2 separate regions of the Homo sapiens genome follow, and region 2 is linked to region 1. The links are chromatin loops, found by intact Hi-C in ENCODE. Cell type or tissue: GM12878. All regions are shown on one strand. Each heading gives the region's core, and the rest is flanking DNA. Links, peaks and the distances in the headings are about the cores only. Region 1 overlaps RPS6KA2 (ribosomal protein S6 kinase A2). Region 2 has its middle 130 kb from the start of RPS6KA2.

The links. Hi-C counts contacts between places; a loop is a spot of excess contacts. Peaks named below come from ENCODE experiments on the same cell type or tissue, not always from the same donor. Only the 100,000 strongest peaks of a DNase experiment are listed, where the experiment ranks them.
Region 2: a loop joins it to region 1, with 2.9 times the contacts of the local background. A loop is called at or near these places in 2 of 110 quality-filtered maps.

The regions. Positions count from the first base shown.
Region 1 is chr6:166,453,142-166,459,874 of GRCh38, forward strand. It overlaps RPS6KA2 (ribosomal protein S6 kinase A2), which reads right to left. Exons shown (of 21, transcript NM_021135.6): 12 at 6,308-6,410. Among named protein-coding and RNA genes, the nearest start is that of RPS6KA2-IT1, 8.9 kb to the right of the region's middle. In GM12878, for the core only: a CTCF peak has its summit at 3,391 (motif pointing right); a DNase peak (open chromatin) is centred at 3,420.
Region 2 is chr6:166,749,601-166,756,333 of GRCh38, forward strand. It overlaps a transcript of RPS6KA2 not described here. Among named protein-coding and RNA genes, the nearest start is that of RPS6KA2, 130 kb to the left of the region's middle. In GM12878, for the core only: no CTCF peak of the experiment used is centred there; a DNase peak (open chromatin) is centred at 2,691.

The DNA of each region.
Region 1 (6,733 bases), core at 2,169-4,668:
AGTGAGCCAAGATGGCGTCACTGCACTCCAGCCTGGGCGACAGAGTGAGACTCCATCACACACACACACACACACACACACACACACACAAAAAGGCTTTAAGACCAGCATAAGAAATCATCAACAGAATGAACAGACAACCTGCAGAATGGGAGAACATATTTGCAAACTATGCAACTGACAGGGGAGTAATATCTAGAATTTACAAGGAACTCGAACAACTCAACAACAACAACAAAACAAATAACCCCATTAAAAATTGACCAGAGGACATAAGTAGACATTTTTCAAAAGAAGACATACAGATGGCCAAACAGCATATAAAAAATGCTCAAGATCGCTAATCATCAGATAAATACAAATGAAAACCACAATGAGATATCACCTTACATCAGTCAGAATGGCTATTACTAAAAAGTCAAAAAAATAACAGATGTTGGTGAGGATGTGGAGAAAGGTGGTGGGAATGTAAATTAGTACAACCTCCATGAAAAACAGTACGGAAATTTCTCAAAGAACTAAATGGAACTATATTCGATGCAGCAATCCCACTGCTGGGCATTGCCCAAAGGAAAAGAAATCGTTGTCTCAAAAAGATACCCGCACTTGGAAGCTTACTGCAGCACTATTCACAATTGCAAAGTCATGGAATCAACCTAAGTGTCCATCAACAGGTGATTGGGTAAACAAAATGTGGTACATATACGCAATGGAATACTATTTAGTCATAAAAAAGAATGAAATCATGTCTTTTGCAGCAACATGGATGGAAAAGAAGGCCATTATTTTAAGTGAAACAACTCACACGTGGAAAGTCAAACATCGCATGTTCTCACTCATAAGTGGGTGCTAAATTGCTAAATAATGTCTGCATGTGGATGTCGAGTGTGGTGGGATAGAGAATGGAGACGTGGAAGGGTGGGAGAAGGTGAGGGATGAGAAATTACTTAATGGGTAAAATGAACACTCCTCAGGTGATGGTTACACTAAAAGACCAGCCCTCACCACTATGTACTCTACCCATGAACAAAACTACATCTGTACCTCTGAAATTTACAGAAATAAAAAATAAAACAGGCTGGGCGCGGTGGATCACACCTGTAATCTCAGCACTTTGGGAGGCTGAGGTGGGCAGATCACGAGGTCAGGAGTTCACGACCAGCCTAACCAACATGGTGAAGCCCTGTCTCTATTAAAAATACAAAAATTAGCCAGGCGGGGTGGCGCACGCCTGTAATCCCAGCTACTCAGGAGGCTGAGGCAGGAGAATCGCTTGAACCTGGGAGGTGGAGGTTGCAGTGAGCCAAGATCGCACCACTGCACTCTAGCCTGGGTGACAGAGCGAGACTCTGTCTCAAACAAAACAAAACAAAAAAACAAGCAAACGAAAAAATCCCAAAGTACTTAGACATAAATGTAGAAAAAGTCTGTTTCAGTGATATGTGTTACAGAAAAGAAAAAGGAGACACTAAATACTCCTCACTAAGACAATCATGGTCATGGTCAACAGTGGCCCATCTGTATCAGGATGCTTTGTAATGATTGCAGTGTGAGTCCTGCCAGCGAGACCAGGGCCATCAGAAGGAGCCACAGTTGCATGGACTGACAGAGACGTGGCTTCCTAATCGTTTGTCAAATCAAAAAAGCAAAAAGCTGTTGAACAATATGAAGAACCCAGACATTACTTAAAAAATTAAATATATTTTAATATATTTAAAAACAGAATAGGATAATAGATTAATATATTAAAATAGAATATATATTACACTAAAATAGAATACTATAATACATTATATAATATGTAAATTTATAATATATGAAAATATAATACGTAATTTTTCCTGAAAACACACATATGTACAAATTTAAACATTCTTATTTATATATCTTTTAAGACTCCCTGTATGTATAGTTGTGTGCATATTTGTATATTCGAGAATTCTCTACCCGCAGGCCTTTGTCTCTCAGCACTTCTTCCCCCCCTCGTCTGTTTAGGTGCTGTACTTTGAAAGGAAGAAAGTGCACCTAGTTCTCAGTTTTATCTCCACACGGTGCGGCAGGTGTGTGGGGGTGGGAGGCAGCTGCAGAGAACACGTGTTTTGTTTCTTAGCATCATATTTTGGGGACAACGGTTATGAGGGCAGCCGCTCCGAAGCCCAGGAGCCGGGCCCCACGCCGCGTGGGCCTCTGGTGCAAGCGGGGGCCAGGCCGTGGGCAGATGGACGACGCAGCGTCCCACTGGTGCTCTTCCTGGGGTAGGAAGCGTCATGGACCCGGGCTCATCTTCAGTGTCCTGAACCAAGAGGCAGCTAGAGCCAGGTGTCGGCCCTCAAAGGGGCCAAAAAAGGGGCCTTCACAGTCACCCCAGGTAGATGCCCACGCGACCCCTGGACTAATGTGACCAGAGTCGGCTGTGTTTGGAAATAAACTTCCAACGCTCCAGACTAGCGAAGCGTCGTTAAAAAACCGAAGGTACCCTGAGTGGTTTTTAGAAACTGAAATTCTGCAGCGCGACCCGGCAGAGAAGCTCGGGGCTTTCTGAGCGGCTCTGCTTCGCGGCACACGGAGCCGCTCGAGGAGGAGGCGCTCCTGCTACACCCGGTTTGCTCTCTGCACAAAGTCTGGCTTTGAGGTCTGCCTCCTCCCAAAGATCCCCTGAGCTACCACGGGCCGCAGATTCTCCCCCGGAAAAATGAAACACACATGGCTACATCATGGTTTAAGAAATCTTCAAACCTGGAGGCACTTTGATGTCTTCCCTTAGGGATTTAGACTCAGAGCTTGAGCTTATTCTGGGGAATCCGCAGAGCCACACGAGTGTGAAGTGCTGAGCAAGGATTGGGAGTCCAATTTACAGCCTGTGGAGGAGTGTGTGCGGGGGTGGGGGCACAGGCCATGTTAACTTGACAGACACAGTTTCATTGGTGAATGGAAAATCTGTAATTCCAATAAGCAATGTCTTCTAACCAACCAAGAGGCACGGAAGACACAGCCACAACCTTCCGTGGCCAGAGAACCCATGCCTCTCCTCACACAGACCAAGGAGAGCCTGCGGAAAGGGTAAAAGTAACAGCAATTTACCGAAGGCCAAGTGGATCTTCACCAAAAGTTAAGAGGCTGACATTTGGTCGGTGTGGCTAGCTAGTAAGGAAATGACAGGTGGCCTAAATAGAATTTAAAGCACTTTATAATCACCTGAGGGATGCCGATTTTCAGCACAGTATTTAAGAAGAGCAAAATTGTGAGTCAGATAAAAGGAGATGTAGAACTACAGTAATTACAAACAACCTCTCATGGTCCTGTGGGTATTTCCTGATTTGTGGAGTCTGCCTGATCGGTTTAAAATCTTAGATTGGCATCTCGGGCTAAGCAGCATGCTCTAGGGGGCAGCCAAGGTGTGATCAGGGAATAGAAACCAGCTTGAGCGCTGGCTGAAGTTTCAGAAAAGACTGAAAGCCTAACTGTAAGAAATTCCCACTGTGAGTCCAGGATCTAACATAGAGGATTTGTAGCTTATCCATTGCTTCAGAGTCACATTTCTACAGCTGCTCATTCACCCAGCCATGTGCTCAGCTCACATGCTTAGAAAATCCTACTCTCCTGTACAAATCAGAATGAGTTTAATGTGTCTTTAGCACTTCAATTACTACCTACCTCAAAGGCAAACAGTGGTGTGATAAATTAACTGAAACTGATTGGAGAACTGGAAACACTAAGGAATAAAAAAGGCAATTCTGAATAGCACTGGAGTGCATTGTGTCTAATTATGTTTTCCTTAGGCTATTATTAAAATACAATGGAATTCTCTAGAAGCTCAAAAAAAGCTTCCGGTTCCACTGGCCAACTAGGTTGGGGTTTAAATTCTTCACAGATAAGATAAAAGGCATGTCCATATGAATATTAGAGTTGACTGTATTAACATTTTCTTACCAAGCAGCACAAACATAGACTTTCTTTCCACATTTTAAACACACAGCCCCACATGTTGGCACCTCACGAGGATGTGTGCACGTTCTGTTAGGGACCTTATGGTCCTTGTGGACTTAGGGACAACGATCTCGTGGTCAGACCTAATTGCCTCTGAGCTCCTTTTACATTCAGGCCAACAATAGGTGGAGAAATATCATGACTTGCTTGGGTGACCTGTGGGCAGGGGCAGGAGGGAATCCCCAAATCCTGCCCCATCTTTTCAAACTCAGAAACTGAAAAGTAATCCTGTTCTGTGAATTGGGTTAAGTTTGTCAATGGGAAGGACCAACCCCAACACACAAATACTTTCTAAGGAAGCTGAGAATGGGGTGAGGTGAAAATCCCACAGTCACTTACCGGAGAGAGCAGACCCAGAAGTGTTCTCCAAGGCAGCCTCATTACATCATGAATCAGTGATGAACCAAAGCTATAATGATAGTTTTAATTCTACCTGGGGACTGCAGGATGACCCAAAAGAAGTAACTGAGCAGCCGGTGGCATGACTCCCTGGTTTACAGTGCCCGGAATCAGCTTTCTTCCTGTTCTTGGTACCAATGTGGCCTGGGTCAGGAGCTGGCCTAGGCCCATCAAAAGTCCCGCTAAAAGCCCCGCAACCCTCCCTATCTGCACACGCTCACACCCTCCTCAATGTGTTCATCTGGGTATATGGGAAACAGGGATTTCACCAACAGCTGAATCTGGAGGAACAAAGTGGATTCTCTAACTTCATCTACCTGACATTTTGTGGTTGACCATATATTTGTTTCCCGATTATCTTTTAAAAAATAAGAAAATTTCAGATTCAAAAGCAGCGAGAAAAAATACAGTGAATCCCCGTAGATCCAAGATGCAGCCTGGCCAACCACCAGCTCCCTGGACTTGTCCCACTTATGTCTACAGAAGGAGCTTGTGGATGGTTTTGTACATAACCAGCATACTGTTAGTGTTGTGGACTGAATTATGTCCTTCCCAAATTCAAATGTTAAGGCCCTACCCCCAAGTGTAACTGTATTTGGAGACAGGGCCTTGATATGGTTCAGCTTTGTGTCCCCACCCAAATCTCAGGCTCTGTGTCCCTACCCAAATCTCATCTTGGAGCCCTCATAATTCCCATGTGTTGTAGGAGGGACCTGGTGGGAGATGACTGAATTATGGGGGTGGGTCTTTCCTGTGCTGTTCTCATGATGGTCAATGAGTCTCATGAGATCTGAGAGTTTTAAAAAGGGGAGTTTCCCTGCACAAGCTCTCTCTTTGTTGCCATCCACGTAAGATGGGGCTTGCTTCTACTTGCCTTCTGCCACGATTGTGAGGCTTCCTCAGCCATGTGGAACTGTAAATTCACTAAACTTCTTTCTTTTGAAAAATTGCCCAGTCTCAGGTATGTCTTTATCAGCAGTGTGAAAACAGACTAATACAGGCCTTTAAGAGAATAACTGAAGTTAAGTGAGGATAAAAGTGTGGGGCCCTAATCCAAGAGGACTAGTGTCCTTATAAGAAGACAGAGAGACACCAGAGCTCCATCTTGCTGTCTTTGCACACACAGAAGAAAGGCCACGTGGGGACACAGCAAGAACACAGCTGTCTGCAAGTCAAGGCGAGAGCTCTCACCAGGAACCAACCCTGTCAGTACCTTGAACTTGGACTTCCAGCCTCCAGACTGTGAGAAAATAAATGACTGTTGTTTAAACCACACAGTCTGTAGTATTTTGTTATGATAGCCCTATCAGACCAGGATAATTACCATATATAAAAAAGCAGACTTTAATTCATTAATATCCCAAAAAGATAACTTTTAAAGGGAGCTGACCAGTTCTGATGAAATTTGCTAGACCCCAAGAGTAATTTCAGACACACCAGGAGACCAAATCTATGCATCCAATTGCTGTGCTATTTAGTAGCCGATACTACTTTTCAAATGGGTTTCTGTTTTTTGCATGAATAATATCTATAGCTCATAAATCTATAGACATAACTGACAGCCTTCCCTCTCCGTAAATGCACTTTAATTGAAAGAGGGATTTTAATTGCCTCCAGTTTCTTTTCTTGCTCTTGCTGTGTGTCTCTCTGACACAGGAAGTAACTGGACCGGTGTCTTGGAATAAGGATACCTTCATCATTTCCAAGGTGGAGGTTATATAGGGAACAACAGAGAACTGGGGCTATCACTTAAACCTTTATCACTGAGCAGAGAAAACAACAACAAAAAACCCAAACAGAATGGACAGTTATTTTCCATGAAAAGAATTCTGAGGCATGGGAATTTCTTGTTCCTAGATATCTGTCTCTAAGGGGTCAGGTGGGAGAAGCCACCGATAGAGGGAACCACTGTGGCACACACCTGTGGGCGTCCGCGCTGTGAACTCGGGGTCAAAGTGGAAGGTGTCCTCAGGCCTGCCCACTGCTGGTTTGAACGGTGGCTTGATCTCCTTCCGGTACAGCGTCTATTAATACAAGGAAAGCAAGACAGGGCACTGAGGATGCACAGACATTGCCACAGAACACTGGGGACAGAGAAACCTGCTGTGGGGAGGGAAGGATGTTCTTATCACAGACTGCATTGGCCTTGTGGATTACAAGGGATTTCTAAATACTCTGAAATATAGATGGCATAAAATATATTATGTGTAGTATGATAGATACTATGGCATATATAATAACGATGTATTATAGAAAGGTATAGAAAAGGCATAGTTTGAGGTATGAGGGTTTGGGGACATGCCAAGTGTTCTTCATTTTAGGGCAATAGTTTTCTAGCTTCTTCTTG
Region 2 (6,733 bases), core at 1,673-4,172, 300 kb after region 1:
CCTCGGGCCCCCATTTCCTCAGACCCCCACCTCCTCAGGCCCCCATCCCCTTGAGCCCCCACCTCCTCAGGCCCCCATCTCCTCGGTCCCCCATTTCCTCAGGCCCCCACCTCCTCAGGCCCCCCATCCCCTTGGGCCCCTCTTCCTCAGGCCCCCATCTCCTCAGGCCCCCATTTCCTCAGGTCCCCATCTCCATCCTCCTTAATGTCTGCACTGCCTGGCTGGGAGCTGCAGCGGGAGCCTGGCCTCTCCTCCTCCTCCTCCTCCCAAAGCTTCCTTCCCCCTTTCCACCACACAGACTAAGGCAGGAGGCTGGGCAAGGGGAAGGGGGATACTGAGTGAGGAAAACAGAGAGGGCGGTGGAGGTGGCCACACAGTCAGCATCGGAAGCAGAGCTGGCATGTCCCTTCTGAGTCCAGCCCGGCTTGAGTCAGCGGGGAGGGGCAGGGAGGAGGGGGCCTTCCTGGGAGAAGGCAGGGGCCGCACCAAGTGCCCCTGAGGTGCCCATGCCGGAGAGAAGTTGGCTTCCTGGAGCCCCACTCTGTGCTACTGTGAAGGGCGGTTCCATCCGCCTAGGTTTTGTTAGTTCTGTGAGCCATACAGGATTAGCGTGCCCTGCAGTGCTGCAGAGACATCGGGCGTGCTCCCCTCCTGTGTCCTCAGCTTCTCCCCTGGGGGGGTGCTCACCAGCCCAGGGCCCCACCCCAACCCTAGAGGTCCCTGGGATTCCCTGAGTTCTCACCAGCCTTGGAGGCCCCGAGTCACCCCACGCAGTGCACGCACATCTGTGACACACTCCTCCCACACAGTCTCCCTCAGCCCCTCTTGACCCTCCTCCTCCTCAGACACACGCCTTTCCGGGGCCTGTACTTGTCAATCCCCAGACATCCCTGGCTGCTTCCTACATGCCCAGGCTCTGCGCTTGCTGGCCCAGGAACTGCCCTCCGTGCCTCTTCTGACTCTGTCACAACGGGGGTTTCTGCATCTGTGCTGTCTTCCCTTCTACTGTGGCTGAGGACCGCAGGTGCCACCCGAGCCCGAGCTCCTTGAGCATCCCTTGTGCCTAGAACATGCCAGGCACGCAGCACAGATGGGTGTCATTGGTCTGGGACATTGCCACGGAAGTCTCCAGCCCTCATGCACCAGAAAGAGAAGAGTGACAAGGATCATACTGAGGAGGTCAGGAACTCTAGCTGAGAATTGGTCTAAAGCAATGGAAATGGGAAATTCTGTAAATCCAAGCTCTGCTCCTTGGAATCATTTAGAAACTGGCCAAGGGCTAAGACATCCCTCTTGCTGCGTAGACTGTGATCATATTCAGGAGGAAAAGCACAACTCTCTGAGGGGACAAATTCTATTTGCCTAAACAGAGGTGAGGCTGCTGACACTCTAGAAAGTGTGAAGTGTGCTTTTGTGACCGAAGCTGGCCTCTGCATCCCCTAACTCAGCACCTCACAAAGTTTATAACCCTCACGCAGTGCCCCCGAGCTGCAGGTGACGGCAGGCCTCCAGGTTCAGCGGTGAAATAGCGGAGCAGTAAGATCTTACAGCATTACTTCCCCAAGTCAGCCGGAAGTTTTGCCAGCCCCGTGCTCCTCCCTGAAACCTCAAAAAGCCTGCTTCCAAGCCGCCTGCTTGTTCTTCCCAAGGTGGAGGCAAGACCAGCGCCCTCTGGCCAGGTGCGTTCAGGAAGGGGCAGAGATTACACAGGAATTCAGATGAGTTCCAGGGACGGCAGCTGCCAGGGTCCCGTCAAACGCACAGTCACAGGAGGGCTTCCCCTGAGTTGGCCCTGAGTCAGCCAGCTGGGCTGTGGTCTGCTCTGCAGCAGGAGGCAGCTGAGCAGAGCCTGTAACCCCTCAGGGGAGGCAAAGCTGCACCGCAGGGCGTGGAGGAGGTGCAGGCCGGCCAGCCCAAGGCAGATAACAGATGGCGACAGGGGCTTGAGGCTTGGCTTCTCTGCTGGCCTAGGTGTCTGGAACGGCTGGGCCGCCACTGGAGCCGTGGAAAGAGGGGTCTAAGTGTCTGAGCTTGGAATCAAGGTATTCCCAAATTTTCTGCTCGAAGCCCCACAAGTTTCCATTTTCCACCACAGCCAGTTGGATCAAACTTTGCACCATTCGCATCCTAGTGAAGTCCAATAGTCAGCCGATTTGGGGATTCTATGCAAAGCCAAACAGTGGCACAGACTCTAGGAAATCTACAGAATGAGCAGAACATGTCTTCATGACGATTCAAGGTCAGGCCCTGTGGACCAAGGACAGCATGGAGCACAGAGGCCAGACTCCGTGGAGCACAGAAGCCAGACGCTGTGGAACACAGAGGCCAGACTCCATGGAGCACAGAGGCCAGACTCCGTGGAGCACAGAAGCCAGACTCCTTGGAGAAAGGGGCCCCAGAAGACAAAGGGGCCAGCACAGGCCAGCCAAGGAGTACCTGAGACCTCAAAGGCGACACCAGGTCCATTTGTACCTGGGTATTCAATGTCTCATGTGCATTTGTTAGAAATTAGATAAAATCAATGCTTATTATTTTAAATAAAGACATCGTTTCTAACTATTTTAGTCATTAATAACCTGTGATCTTCCAGATGGGCCGGCCTAGCCAATGGGCGGTATAGCCACAACCCAGGTCCTCTGTGAGTATGATGAAGACATCACACAGAGTGAACAGCCTCTGAAACGTAGGGCTGTGAAGCGCGTCCACAGTCACCGCAGAGCAAGACCAGAGTACACATCCTTTACCAACCTCAGCTTCACATTCAACAGCGAGCGGACACACTGAAGTCTAGAGAGGCAATTTAGAATGAATGGAAAGAGAAACCTTAAGAGACAGAAAGGCAGAGAGAGATTTTTCAAAATCTTATTTTATAATTAGTAAAAATATAGGAATACAGTCACTTCAAAAGCTGACATTAGCTAAGAACATTAATGGGTTATTAAATATTTAATTTAATTCAGAGATGATAGACCCATAATGATGATTAAGGTTATTATAGAAAAGGATGATTCTTGGTGTTAGAGATCATTTACTCAAACCCTTGTATTTTAAAAGAAAGAAAGACTGAGACTAACAGAGTTAATTGATTTCTCCCAAGGAAAAGCACGGATCACAACCTGGTTCTCCCACCTGCGGTCCCCACACCATTTTATGTGGTTGTTAGCCTCTCCCCCTGACTCTCCCCATAGTTTTGTGCTTGTTGTTGCTGGTTTCTTGGTAAAATCTGCATCAAGTAGATGGATACTCTTGGGGTAATGGTGGCCCACTCCCTAACCACTGTGTTAAGCCTTGTATACTCTGCTGAGTAGGTAAATATTTTTGTCCCCTAACTCTGCACCTGGATTTATTTGCTGTGAAACGCAGGGCCCATTCCTACCGACTATAAGCAATTTATTCTGTGGGTTTAGTCACTGCAGAGGGCAGAAACAAGATACCACTCCCTTTATGGGGCATTAAAAACAAACTCCTCTTTGCTGGTGACCCTGTTTCTGTAGGAAGTGTGTGGTTTACCTAGAGCAAAGGGGCTGGCTGTCCTGCCAGACTTAAGCCAGATGTAGGGCTCCATCTATCTTGTTCATGGTTTCACCCCAGTCCCCAGCTGGTATAACCGGAGCACCCAGTAAAGAAGAATCTACGCAAGGGAAGAACAGTCCCCCTCAGGCTGAACAAGGAGACGCCACCTCTGCTTATACAGCAGCACTCAACTGACTTTCTCTGTCCATTCTTCACTAAACTCCTTAAAAATAAAATTTTAGTTATAACTTCAGAAAATTAACCTCTGTAAAGAATCAATAATATACTTTAAAACATGTGTAATGCTGTTGGAATTTTTTTCTTGTCTTATGAACACAAAATGTCCTATATTTATATAAAAATCACTGTGTTGACCTTTCTACATGTTCTTCCACAGCTATCTATTAATACTATGACATCATATTGCAAAAACAAACACACACAGCAACTCGGATGTGTTTGATAATAAAATCACACAGCAGTTTAAAAATTCATCCACAGGGACATAAAGTTAACTGTTGTTATTATGAAAGTTTGTCACCTCCCTACAAACACATCTTGACTGTTATTTAGATTGTGTTAATGTGTGGTGTTATTATAATAAAGCCCTTATTACCACACTTATTGTGGTTGTTAAACAGTCATTAGCAACCATGAAACTGGGAAAATACACTGAGCTGCGTTGCCCATGAGCTATCACGGTTAATAATGAAGAAAACAGATCAAGAGCTCTGGGATCCTCTACAAGAAGATGCCCACTTTCCCGAAATTTCAAGAGAGACGACTGTCAGAAACGTACTAACCCAACACAAGCATGATGAGGAACCCAAATTCTGGAAAGTGCCTTTGGCCATGCTTGAACTTGATCTGTAATGCTCTCCTGTGCCGTCCGTCTTCCCGTGAGAATCCAGCCCCGAGCCCCAGCCACACAAGACCTCAGTCTCCCTGAGGCCCGAGGTGCATGCAGTGATGACTGCCTAGGACCGCCTCAGTGCCTGGAACGGTTTCTCAGGCACAATTCTCACCTATTTTTGCATTTCCCACATCATGTATGTTGGAAGAATCTTGAATACACAAAAGCTACCAGTTTTAAAAACAACTGACAGTGTTTTAAAACTTAGGCTCTATTATTATTCAGGTGTGGCAGGGCAACAGGTCAGGAGACAACTGTCAGCGAAAAGAGAGTTTGTTACTCACAGATCCCAAGAGAGGGGGCCAAGCCCTGGGGACCACTCAGGGATGCACTGAGCCTGTCTGGAGGCAGAGGGGTGCAGGAACGTGTGGGCAGGGGCCTTTCACGTGGCTTCCAGGGAAGGAACAGGTGAGCCAGGGTGAGCCTGCATGGGACTGGTTGGTAAGGGCAGTTCCCGTGGGCCCTGCTGCACAGGGGGTTGCCCTCGCTGGCTGGTACTGGGCCCTGGGAGGATTAGGGCAGGAGGATGTGGCCCAGAGCGTGAGAGTCCATAAAGGAGGTGGTGGGGGTGGGCTCTGGTTTGCATTTGAAAAGTGCACTCCTGGGTGAGTTGCCTGCTGTGTCTGGGAATTAGAAACCCTGGGGGAGCAGCCTCTCCAGGGCCAGCAAGCCTCCCCCTGCTCCCCACCAATGTCAAAGCATCAGATGCGGAAAATGACAAGGCCTGGTTAGTGTAGACAGGTAGAGGTCCCTTTCCCAGTCCTCAGGCTGGTGTGCTGCACCCTCCCAATGCCATGTTTGACCATTGTGGTCTCAGGGAAGGGCTCTGAGATGGGTGCCCAGGGCGGCGGGTTCAGGCCCTGCCCTGTCGCTCACTCGTCACAGGGTGAACTTGGGTCAGGAATCTCAACTCTCGGCCTCAGCCTCCTCATGTGTGCAATGAAGGGGTTGGGCTCTGTGATTTCAATGACCCCTTCCAGCTTCCAGATTCCACGAGCCCCTCCTCGTAACCTGGAACACAGAAAATCTATAATCCTGTGCTTGTCAAGGAGCCCAGACCCAGGGCCACTGAATTCCAACAAATGTATGATTCCTCAGCCAAAGCCGTGAAGGGTGGCTTGGAGGTTTGCATCCACGCATACTTCTAGGTGGCCTCAGATGGCCCCTGGGGTAAAGGCAGATCTTCCAAGGGCAGCTTGCTGGTCTCTGCAGTGTGGATTCCCAGTAGGAGTGCTTTCTCTGCTTTCCGTTTTAGCCTTACCGCCCCAGCCTACAACCCCGGGCATGGCAAAAACCTTATGAAGAGATGCATTGGGCCTCCTAGATGCATTCTGTTCAGGGTGTTCACTCCTTTATACGGTGAACTCTCCAGGAGAACCAGCAGGAGATGTTTCTTACAGGGCTCGGAACAGAAAGAGATGTGTTTACCTACACAACTGGGGTTTATTTATTTATTTATTTATTTTGCTTGTTTTGTTTTTATGTTTCCAGTCTGCCCTGCTGCGCTCCACTCCTTGAGAATCCAGCAATCTCAGAATCACACCCAGGCCCACCTTCCGCAGGGCTGGGGGTCCTTTCGACACGCACCATGGCTGCTGCGCTCCGGCCCAGCTTCCTACCTCCTCCTTTCCTTCACCTAAACAAACGCACTTATGGATTAGCTTAGCCTTGTATGGAATATAGGTAAGTTTACTGACATCTTTCGGACGTAAGACGGGGTGTCGGTAAGGAAATACCCCCACTGATGTGACTTTATTTAAATCAGAGCAAACAACTGCATGAGAAGCTGATGTCAAGATGTAACGGACTCAGGGCTGAGCTGGGTAAGGAGCTGGAATTCACACTTAGAGACCTGTCTGTGCTTGTCACGTGTGGATAAGCCACTTGTTTTCTTTATGCTCAGTTTTCTTAATTCCAAAAGTTGAAGTAAACAACTTTCATTCACATTATATAATTATTTAAAATAATATTATTTCAGGAGTAATTTCAAAATAAAATATAAATATTCCTTAAAATTATATTCTGTGGCCGAGGCGGGTGGATCATGAGGTCAGGAGATGGAGACCATCCTGGCTAACACGGTGAAACCCTGTCTCTACTAAAAATACAAAAAATTAGCCAGGCGTGGTGGCAGGAGCCTGTAGTCCCAGCTACTCGGGAGGGTGAGGCAGGAGAATGGCGTGAACCCAGGAGGCAGAGCTTGCAGTGAGCCGAGATCGCACCACTGCACTCCAGCCTGGGCAACAGAGCGAGACTCCGTCTCAAAAAAAAACCAAAAACAAAATGTGCACACAGTTGGAAAGTCAC